2 separate regions of the Homo sapiens genome follow, and region 1 is linked to region 2. Evidence: chromatin loops called from intact Hi-C (ENCODE). Cell type or tissue: Caco-2. All regions are shown on one strand. Links, peaks and the distances in the headings refer to the core of each region. The heading gives the core; the rest is flanking DNA. Region 1 overlaps SCIN (scinderin). Region 2 holds the start of SCIN (scinderin).

What was found. Hi-C counts contacts between places; a loop is a spot of excess contacts. Peaks named below come from ENCODE experiments on the same cell type or tissue, not always from the same donor. Only the 100,000 strongest peaks of a DNase experiment are listed, where the experiment ranks them.
Region 1: a loop joins it to region 2, with 2.9 times the contacts of the local background. A loop is called at or near these places in 6 of 110 quality-filtered maps.

What each region holds. Positions count from the first base shown.
Region 1 is chr7:12,621,379-12,626,763 of GRCh38, reverse strand. SCIN (scinderin) reads right to left here. Exons shown (of 16, transcript NM_001112706.3): 5 at 3,871-3,963; 6 at 1,622-1,754; 7 at 914-1,002; 8 at 1-180. Among named protein-coding and RNA genes, the nearest start is that of SCIN, 53 kb to the right of the region's middle. In Caco-2, for the core only: a CTCF peak has its summit at 2,708; no DNase peak of the experiment used is centred there.
Region 2 is chr7:12,568,103-12,573,487 of GRCh38, reverse strand. It overlaps SCIN (scinderin), which reads right to left and starts at 2,768. Exons shown (of 16, transcript NM_001112706.3): 1 at 2,503-2,768. The coding sequence starts at 2,701. It overlaps LOC107986768, which reads left to right. Exons shown (of 3, transcript XR_007060635.1): 3 at 2,107-5,385. In Caco-2, for the core only: no CTCF peak of the experiment used is centred there; DNase peaks (open chromatin) are centred at 2,247 and 2,717; H3K4me3 peaks cover 1,275 bases.

The sequences.
Region 1 (5,385 bases), core at 294-5,293, 53 kb before region 2:
CTGGGCTGCCATCTGCGGAGAACTGTGTAATTTTGAGGCATCAAAGGGAATTTGTTTTATTTGAGCCACTTTCTCTGTGACATAAACTTTCCCGAAGCCATCACTCTGATCTTTATCTCTCCAGTCCTTAAAAAACTGTTTGAAGATTGGTGTTTCACCTCCTTCTGGAAGAACTTGAATCTGAAATTTAAAATAATAATAATAGTAAACAGGAAAATAAGAAATTAAGGGAAAATATGAATCTGGCAGTGGAGACAAAAGTAAGGAAATGGAAAATTATCCTGGTTTAGCTATCAAGCTCATATAATCCAAAATTGCTTTTTCTCACAACTAAAGTAATTGCCGCTGAATTTGAATATTTGAGAGAAGAATCAAGTTCTTTAATATGTTACCCCTGCAGTAAAATAAGTTTGTCTTTCTACATAAGGTTCACAAGAGCTCTGTGACCTGGAAGAAATGATCTCATTGTGTTCCTTGTGCAGGGACATAAAAATGAGGAGAGTAGATGAGGCTGAGAGATTCGGAAAGGAAAGGAGTAACTAGCCAGGGTCTAAATTGATTTCGATGAAGACAAATATCATCTGGGTTTCAGGCCAAGTCTGCACAACTTGCTCTAAGGAATAATAACTCTTAAGTGCTCTTAGCTAAACCTACTGTGGTTTACTATCTTGAATTAAAGGCTGTGGAGGAAGTGAATGGGCAGCTCTATGGAAAGTCTGATGTGCAGTTTCTAAAAAATTCTAACCCCCACGCAGATAAAGAAGAGGGACACCAGATTGCAGCAGACAGGCAGGTGGAGAATCACTTCACATACAGACGTTACTTTGACCCAAACTTTTTCATGAGTTTCGTGGAGATGTCATGAGCTCCAATGTTTTCTATTTTTTTCTAGCCAGTTCAGTTTCACACATACTTGGGTATTCTTGGAATAATTCATTTGCTGTAGAAATTCTTCAGCTGTCTTCATTGCAGCCTTCCTCTCTTGGGGATTAGCATCTTTACCTAAAATACAAGGTAAATTAAAGAGAAAGAACTTCAGAGAAGGAAGACATTCTATGATTAAGAAATACTTGTGTACCATAATAAACATGATTATAATTGAAGTTAAATACAGCAGTGAAAGAATAGCAAAATTGGCCGGGTGCGGTGGCTCACGCCTGTAATCCTAGCACTTTGGGAAGCCAAGGCAGGTGGATCATGAGGTCAAGAGATCGAGACCATCCTGGCTAACACGGTGAAAGCCCATCTCCACAAAAAATACAAAAAAATTAGCTGGGCGTGGTGGCGGGCTGCACTCCAGCCTGGGCGACGGAAAAAAAAAAAAAAAAAAAAGAATAGCAAAAATTTCCTGGTATATTAAGTGTATTTAACAATACAGGAAAAAACGTTATTTGTAAAACAATTCTTTTTATATTGCCCAAATGCTTTTTTTTTAACTCCATAATCCCTGGTATATGATGTTGGTAGGAGGAAAATGGCTGCATTTTATGTGAGACATTTATAGATCATGTCTTAATTAAAAGGTGGGCTTTTTTTTAAAATCAAAAAATATATTTTATTTACCCTTATAGAGGAAATATCTATAAATCTGAAATACAGCATCGTCAATGGAATTTTTTACCTTTCCATACGAAAATTTGTTTGGCAGCCCCGTGGTCCAAAATAAAGCATTCTTCAGACAGCAGCATTGCCATTGAGAAGGGGTTTTCTTCTGCCACCACAGTCACTCTCATGGAGCCACTTGCATCTGAAACCTAATATAAAAACCATGACCTCCATGTTTTCATTTGGGGATGATAAGGATGTTCTATAATTAGATTATGGTAATGGTTGTACAACTCGGTAAATGTCATCAAATAAAAAGCATTGAATTGTACACTTTAAATGCAAGAATTTTATGGTGTATAAATTATATCTCAATAAAACTGTTTCAAAGAAAATGAAAAGAATCCACAAGACTAATTATACTCTAATTTTTTTGAAAGTCCTTTGGGGTAAAGGAACTACAAATAAAAAGTTAAGTTTTGACACTGTGCCTAAAACATCAGAAAAGAATAGTGATAATAATAATGGCTGAGGTCTATTCAGATGCTCTTATGTACTAAGCATCATGTAATTAACTTTCCATGATTATTTCTTGTACATTTTAGAGTAATCTTTTCAAGTAGGTAATAATCTTAAAATCATTACATACACACAAGATGAAGTTTAAACAATCACTCAGTCAACATTTACTGTCTACCATATACCAGTCGCTTTGTTAAGGAGGATATTGATATAGTTTATGCACAAAGATTTTTTCAACATAGGTCCTGCAATTTAAGTAAACTTTGTATAAATTATCAAAGTAAATTTCTTCTGTCACATTTAGAAATGACTACAGACTATTAAAACAAATTTTTAAGTGGTCTTACAAAATTGAAAGTGATATTCATGTGCAGGTTAGGATTTACTGGTTTTCAATGGCCAGCTTGTATGCTACAGTTTAGTTACCTATTATACAGATTCCAGAGCCCTCCCTAGATTAGTGGAGTTTTGCAGGACCAGGGTGGAGTCTGAATTCTGTAGTTTTGAAAATGCCCCAGGTGATTTTGCTTGCCAGCCTTGTTAAGAAACCCGAATTATTTTCAAAGGAACTTTATACTTTATATCCATGTAATACAGCATAGCTCCACTAGAGGAAGCTATGACTCAGGATGAATATTTTCCCATTTAAAAATACTTCTTTAGTTCATAATGCTGTCCAGGAGGGAGAACAGTTTTGGTTGATGATGTGAAATAAAAGATATCTGTTAGGCTGTTGAAAATGAGTTTTAGAAATAGTAATTTTTAAAAGCAGTCACAAAATATTTAGCTAACACTTTCTGTATGGCTCATATTAAAATTACCAGTATTTAGCAGAAATGGTAACCATATTTCCTTTTGCATCTAGAAGAAAAAAAATCCACTTATTCATTATGAAAAGGAAATTACGCTAAACAAGTTATTAATTTGGTCTTCATGTAAAATCACAGAGTTTCGGAGCCAAAAATCCCTTAAAGAGCAGCAAATATAGTTTCTTTCTGTTACAGATGAGAAAACTACTAAATTCTGCATGGAGATTTACGATCTGCTCCAAATCACACGCTTAGAAAGTTGCAAGGGGAGGGAACACTGGAAGAATACCACTGTAGCAACCTCCTTAACTGGAGTGTCTTGCAGTTTTTGTTACCCTCAACAGAAAAAACAAACAAACAAAGAATAAAAAAAACTATAGAGTTGGAAGGAACCTACTTTCTTTGTTGTGTGTGCATAAGAATACTTAGACCCAGAGTGGTTATGTCCTGTGCAAAGTCATGCTCCTAATCATGTGCTATAGAGCTGATATGGAAGTAGGTAGGTTAATGCCTGGAACAGAACTGTTTTTACCCTGTTTCCCTCCAGCTGTTTCATTTGGTAGCTCAGCCCTCCTGTAACAAAGAACTCCTTCATTATGGCTAAAGACAATGTTTTAAATAGGGTGAAGACTTTACATTCTTATCAAGAATTTATAAGAAAAAGCTGATAAAATATTTTTACTCCATAAAGGAAACATTGTATTGAGTATTATATATCAAAAGATCGTTGCAAACTAGTACAGCAACAATATATAATTTTATGAAGTCACAGCAATAAGTTCACATATTTGTTGTTTTTCATAAAAATAACAAAAAGTATTAAAACTTAATTAAAAAAACATACAAGAGCAAAGAACTGATTCTATCTACACATTGCTCTTGGAGAGCAATGAGGAGAGTTCTCAACTGCAGCAACGGGAATCCCGCCCAATACAGGCCTCCCTAGCTACATCCAGTACTGTTGAAACAATAAATTTGGTTACAGTGAACTCACCATGTATAGTTTAGCCATTTTCCTGTTACTTATGTCTGCTATAATGTCATCATCATCACCTCCATCTGGAAGCTCTGGCTTTTCCCCTAAGACCTGGAAAAAAGTGAGCAGTGGATGCAAAGATAAAGATCTCCCATTGAAGGATGCAGAGTTAGAAAAATACACTTATAAAGACATGGATTATAAAATATTTGCAATTAAAATGACCAGGCTCAAACACTTCTCATCAATGCATACAAGGTAGTCCTTTTCATATAGGCCAAATCAATCAATTGCATTAAGTAAACAAGCACTGAGGTTGCTTGTTTGCAACCTCAAACAATGAATTTCAAGAAAGGAAAATCCCTAATTTGAGAGCCTAGGTGTCCATATTACTGAAAGCTAGAAGGAATTAATTAAAATTTGAGCTCTATGTTCAGCTCTGCAGCAGAATTTCTTCTATGACCTCTGCTTCTAGAAATAATCTCTCAGTTTTATGAGTTTATTATAATAAAGATTTGAATCAAAATTACTATTTGGAGGTAAAATACTACTATAATTATTGACATATAGGATGAAGTGCAAGCTCTTGATCACCCAAATCATGCTTCGTTTTCTGCTGTATCCTTGGCACTTGGAACAGTTCTTGGGACATAGTATACGCAGAGTAAGTGTTTGTCAAAATAATGAATAAATGAATTTATCTATTCTGTGCATATGTGATGCAATCCAAAAGTCCAAAAAAGTGTTTGGTAGAAAATACATTTGAATCTGCTTTGAATTTCTTTATATTAAAATAAAAAATATGTCTATGAGTACCTTAATTAATTTATTAATTAACACAAACAGCATAGAATGTCAAGGACAGGAATCAAATATAAACTTATTTTAAATAATTTAATTTTTATAATATAGATATAAATTCAAGTTTAGAAAATGCAAAGATGTTCATTTAGATACAACAAATATTTAACACACAATAAGTTCCTTACATAATGTGTTTTATATTCGCTATTCCTTACAATATATTGCATAAAAATGTGTACTGCAAAATACCAGAAAACAATAAAAATGTACTTTAATCCTTGCATGAGTGTAAGTACACTCTCAAATTTAGAGATGCATCAGAGAACTTATGTCCTCTGGGAACATACCTATCTTTTTATTTGTACTGTGATCAATAAAATGTTTTAGATACTGTACATGCTAAATGATTGTAATGCAGTTTTTCTTTTTTTGCTAAAAATAGAATCAAGCAAAAAAAAAAAAAAAAAAAACTAAAACACTTGTGACCAAAAGCTTTTTAAAAAAACACTTTTGCTAGAAGTATGTATAGCTTGTAAGAGCCATCAAAGATCTCCTCACATATACTTTTCTAATTCTCCTCCAACTAAGACCATAGTTAGGAATAAACAGTTTGTGTTAAGGGCATATCTAATATTAGGAAACCTCCCAGTGGGCGGACCCAGTCTGGGATTTGAGGCACACTCTAACTCTTAATTTTCAGACCACAATTCCCATATTAGCCAGGCATCT
Region 2 (5,385 bases), core at 75-5,074:
ATCTGAGATATGCCAAGTGTTATGGAAACACTGAGGGAGAGACCAAGAAAGACGACTCTCCTGCTCTGTTCTCTCTTGTTCTAGGTCCAACTTCTTCCTGTTTCCCCTTTTTGCCTCCCATTTGGCCTGTTTCTTCATTTCTATGCTATGCACCTTTTTTCATCTCAGTTTAACTTTAGTTTCTCTTTCTTCCGGCTGATTTCCTTTAACCAAATGTTCTTTTCCCCTGGAAGTTCAGCTCTCTCTCCTGTGACTTTCTCTCAATCTGTCTCTCTGATGAATCCTCATGGATTCATCCTAATTTAGGTCTTAGACTACACTATTTTGGATGAAATTCTGTTTTCTTAGGGAACTGAAGTAGGAAGAGCTGTTGGGCAATCCCATCTGAAAGTCCTGTTGACTATTTTACTTGAAGCTTTTTTTCTCTCCATAATTCTCTCTTGACACAAGAACACTTCCAAGTACTCTCATTTTTTTTTTCTCTAAAGGCTTCTGTTTCCCAATAACCACAGAAACTTTGTGCTTTCACAGTAATTATCACATTCTACCTGTGTTATATCACTTTTTGTCTTTTTGCACCTTTGAGGTGATGAACTTTTAGAGAAGTTTCATTAATTATTCATATCCACAAGTGCCTTGTACAGTACTGGCCATATTGAATAATTACTGAATGAATTTGCTTGTTATTAACATGTTATTGACTTCAGTTTTAGCATGTCTTTAAGATTATAAATGTTTCTGCCCAAACCATTTTCTATTATATTTTTGAAATTTATGGGCATCAAGTGGATAATTAAGTAGATAATTAAGTGAATAAGGTGAATCTGTAAACCCTACAAAATATAGTAGTTAAGAGGACAACTTGGATAAAAATGTATAGAATTAAAGAATTGTGTTCAAATCTCCCTTGCGGTCATCTGACAAAGTCAAACTTAACTGCTGTCTACAGTAAGATATGGCATTATTTCACATTTTAATTTACTCAAATGGCAAATGTGGCATTTCAAACACTTTCATTCATGCTAGATTTAAGTTCTGCATGGAAAGTCCTCTGTAAGGACATCATTATTCTATCTGGCATCATTCATTCTTGAACATGGGTTATAAAAGTTTCAGTCTTTTCTGGCAGAAAATACAAATAGATGACTGTGTATTACAACATTATAATAGGAATAACAGCAATGCATCAAGAAGCCAAAATGTGTTCAGAACTCAGGCTGAGCCTTCTCTGCCTCCTCAAGCTAACACAAATTTTTGACTCCAAATGTTATAATTAAAAGTCTTATCTTCATCTACGTATTTTTCATTTCTCATTTCTCAAATGCCTGTTCCAGGTGTTTGCCAATGTTTAGACAGTCACTACTCAATGTTTTCTATTATTTTGTTTCTTAAAATCTTCAAATGTTGGAAATTACAGTGTTGGCTTTCAGGGACTCAAAAATGTGTAAGTGTGTGTGGTTTTGTGTGTTTTCCTCCTAAGCTCAGGGATAAAACTAAACAAACACGAGTACTGGGCAGGCTAGCTAGTTTTAAAAGAAGGCAAAAAGGCTCAGAGAATCGGCATGTTGTTAGACAGGGTGTGCCCACTGGCACAAGACCTCCTGGGGAGAGGCTGGACATTCAGGATGTTTATGAGTAAAAGTAGAAGGTGGAAAAAGAACACACAAGGCCCAGTGTCCTGACAGCCTGGCACGAACGCAGCTCAAAATAATTACTACTGCTGAAGGAGCCGTTTCTGTTCCATCTTGTGTCCTTGCTAAAATAAATAATAAATAATAACAATAAAGCAGTCTACATAAATATATGAAATACCCATATAGAGCTATTTATTTGTATATAAAATATCTGTATTTTTTTCTTACTTCTATCTGAGGACGCCAGCTTCCGAATGAAGCGGAGTTTTTGTCTACCAGACCCACAAGCAGCATGGTGCGGGTAGAATCCTGTTTTAAAGAAGCCCAGAACAATAATTCCCGCAATCATAGAGAAAATAAGCCAGTGCCCGAAAGCAACAAATAAAAATAATGTGTGAAGAAAAAGAAAAGGACTTCTTCCTAGCGGCGGCAGATGCCCCCAGACTTTATGACTTCCTCTCCATCCCGACAGGGAAAGCAGGACTGAGTTTGTCGGAAGGTGAGCGGGGCTTGGCCAGAGACGGTGTGCGCTGAGGCAGCGGCCCTGGACAAGAGTGGCGTTTGGATACTTGACGGTGAAAGGGGAAGAAGCCAGTCACCAGCTCCAAAGTCCAGGAACTACACCTGGCAAAGGTCAAAGCCTGCGAGGTAAGTCAATTGCGGACAACGCCTGAGCCCCGCGTTTGCAGCCGGCGAGTTGACTTCGGTAGGGAGAAAGTGGCCGGCCCCAAAGGGCAGCCCCGTGGGGGCGCGAGTGGCTAGCTCAGTTTGCGGTCCCCTTTACTCCCACGCCTGCAAATCTCAGACCCCTACGCCCTCCCCTCGCCGGCCTTGGTGCGTCGGGGTCCCGCCGCCCGCCGTCCCTTACCGAGCCAGAAGTGCAGGTGGTAGGTGAAGCCTCGGCTCGTCTTGGCCGTGTGCAGCACCAGGTAGGCATCCCCGACGTAGAAGTCGCCGTGAGCGCTCTGGGGCACGGGCACCAGCTCCAGCTTCTCAATCCTCCAGACCTGCAGCCCCGCCTGCTTGCCCGCCCGGGCGAACTCTTCGTGGTATAGCTCCCGCGCCATGGCTCCTGCACGCGATGCTCCGGGGGACGCGTGATATCGCTGATCTTGGACTAAACCGAGAGCAGCAGGAGGAACCTTATTCGCCGCCACTTTATAGTGTTTGCCATCCGGGGAGGCGGCGCCCTGAAACGGGAGGGGCTAAGTGCCCAGGCGCGAGTTGACAGAGGAGACGATCGCTTCCCACGGGGAGCGCAGCGCTGGCTTCCAAGCTCCCACGCCTTGCCCCAGGCCAGGAGCGGAATCGGCGTCCCAGAAGTCTTGAGATTCAGAGGGAGTTTATAGTAACTCGTGCCAATGCCTCCTCCAAGGAAAGACATTTTCTCTAGCAATAGACGAAGAACATTAACGGTTAAAACTGCTTGGCACTCCTTTGTGCATACCCATCACTACCGTCCTGCATATTTCCCCTTCTCTCGCTAATCCTCTTATTTCTGGATCTCAGTTGTGCCTGGCAGGAGGGGTGAGGTGAGGAAAGAGCGCGCCAGCCCTGCAGAGTTGAGTCAGCGTTTACTCGGGTGGAGCAATACCTGTTCTTTCTGGCCCTCTAGAATAATTCTTAGAACAAGGCTTCCTCTGCTAATAGCAACACCTGCCGTTAGGCAGCAGAGGAGTGTGCCACATTAGCATGCTGGAATAATTTTAATACATCCTTCTTTAAAAAATGGGCTTTTTGAGTAACAAGCATCCTAATGATCAATTCTGTCATTTCATTGGGCAATCTCTGCATTCCTGACGACCAAAGTTTCTGTCTCGATCTTCCAGTTTGAAAATACCATGAAAAACAGCATGTCAGATTTCTTGGACAGGAAGAAAACCTGGAAGAATGGCAGTATTACCCCAGGTGACAGAGCTCTGTAAATCTCAGAGTTCAGGAGCTGTGGTTGAGCTCTCTTAACACCTGCTTCCTTTGGCCAAGAAAGATGAAAACAACAACAAAAACCCAGCAGCCGCCGTCCTGAGATGTTCTCTGCAGGGCTGTTTGTGGCTGTAATTTTATGCTTGGCCGGACTTCTGGGTTACCTGTTACCTAGCTTCAAGGTGATAATTTTCTTTGTTTTACCTACAGGTTTTGCTTTTGCAGCATGGCTAAAACACTATGGAATACAGATGGAAATTTTACTCTTGATTTGGCATTCATTTAACAAGCTGGTATAGCAAAGGATTCTGTTACTGAAAAAGGCAAATCACTCAGGATGTATAGAGTAAGAAAGCTGAATTTCATGCATGTAAAATTGTTTTCATTCAATTTCTCAAATTACATGAATCCCTGGAAGGTCAATAATAATGCAAAATTAGATTTTTTTCCTTAATTAAATTATGTTTTTAATAGGTTATTACATGACCATGGTAAAAAAATTAAAAGTACAAAATGTGTGCAATAAAAAATTATCTCCATTTCACCCTGCCACCCAGTTGCTTTCCCCAAAGGCAATTACGTTACCAGTTTCTTATGTATTTTTCCAGGCACTCAAATTTTGTCAACAAGAATATAGGTAATGTAGTTATTTTAAATTTTTAACAGAAAATGTAACATATAACCTTTTCGAATCCCCCCCCGTGTGTGTGTGTGTGTGTGTGTGTGTGTGTGTGTGTGTGTGTGTGTCTGTGTATCAACACACAGTACTCATAGAGCTACCGGTTTTTACTGACCATATGGTATTCCACTTTATAAACATACTAATTTATTTTGTCTATCTCAGTTCATAGTGTAGGGGCCAAGGGAAAACTTCCCCTCTACCCTCTGAAGTTTCACTGAAAAATCAAGTCACAAAAGGCAGATTAACAGGACAAATGGCATACAAATTTATCAGCGGGCATGGGGGAGAATCACAGAGTGATTGGCCAATATCCCAATGAGGTACAGAGGGTTGTACCTCCTTATTAGAGGAAAGGCAGATGGGTGATGTATGGGTGATTTGGGGGGTTAGAAAATGATTTTTAGGGGAATTCAATGTGTTTGAAGAACATACAGTGGCCTGAGACAAAGTATGTTAAGCCTGCAGAGCTCTCCGTGTGTGTTGACAGACTTCAGTCTTTCTTTCTGCAATATGAGTTCAGTTTGTGGAAAGTCAGGGAAGAGACCAGAGGTAACTGTTTTCTTCTTTGGCAAGTCGAGACTTTAGGCAGATAAGGGAACTTCAGAGAATACCTTCATTCTGTGCTTTGGGAAAGAGAGGATTGGTGAAGGAAGGTCAAAGAAAACTTAAGCCTTCTTCATTTCAGCATGTCAAAGTGTCACATTTTGTGGTATTGGTTTCTGAGCCCCAACACTAGGCATTTAAATTTTGTGTATATTTTGCCAATACAGTGTTACAAATAGCATATTGAACATACTTTATTATGCATTCGCAGTATTATAATTGAGATAAAACCCTGGAAATATAATTGGTTGGGATTAAATAGCTTTTATGTAGTGACGATAATTATGAAACCAATTACTACCACTTACTGATCTTTGACAATAACAGGCTATAGTACACATTACCTTGATTCAATTCCTGCTTTCATCCTTAGTTCTGAGACTTTCAGGAAGTTACTTAACTACACACAGCCAGCCTCATGTTCCTCATCTCTAAAATGGGAAAATAATAATATTTGCCTTATAAGATTATTTGGTTTAAATGAGTCGACACATATAAGGTATTTGTGTCTGTTACACAGAAAACACTCAATAATTAGGAACA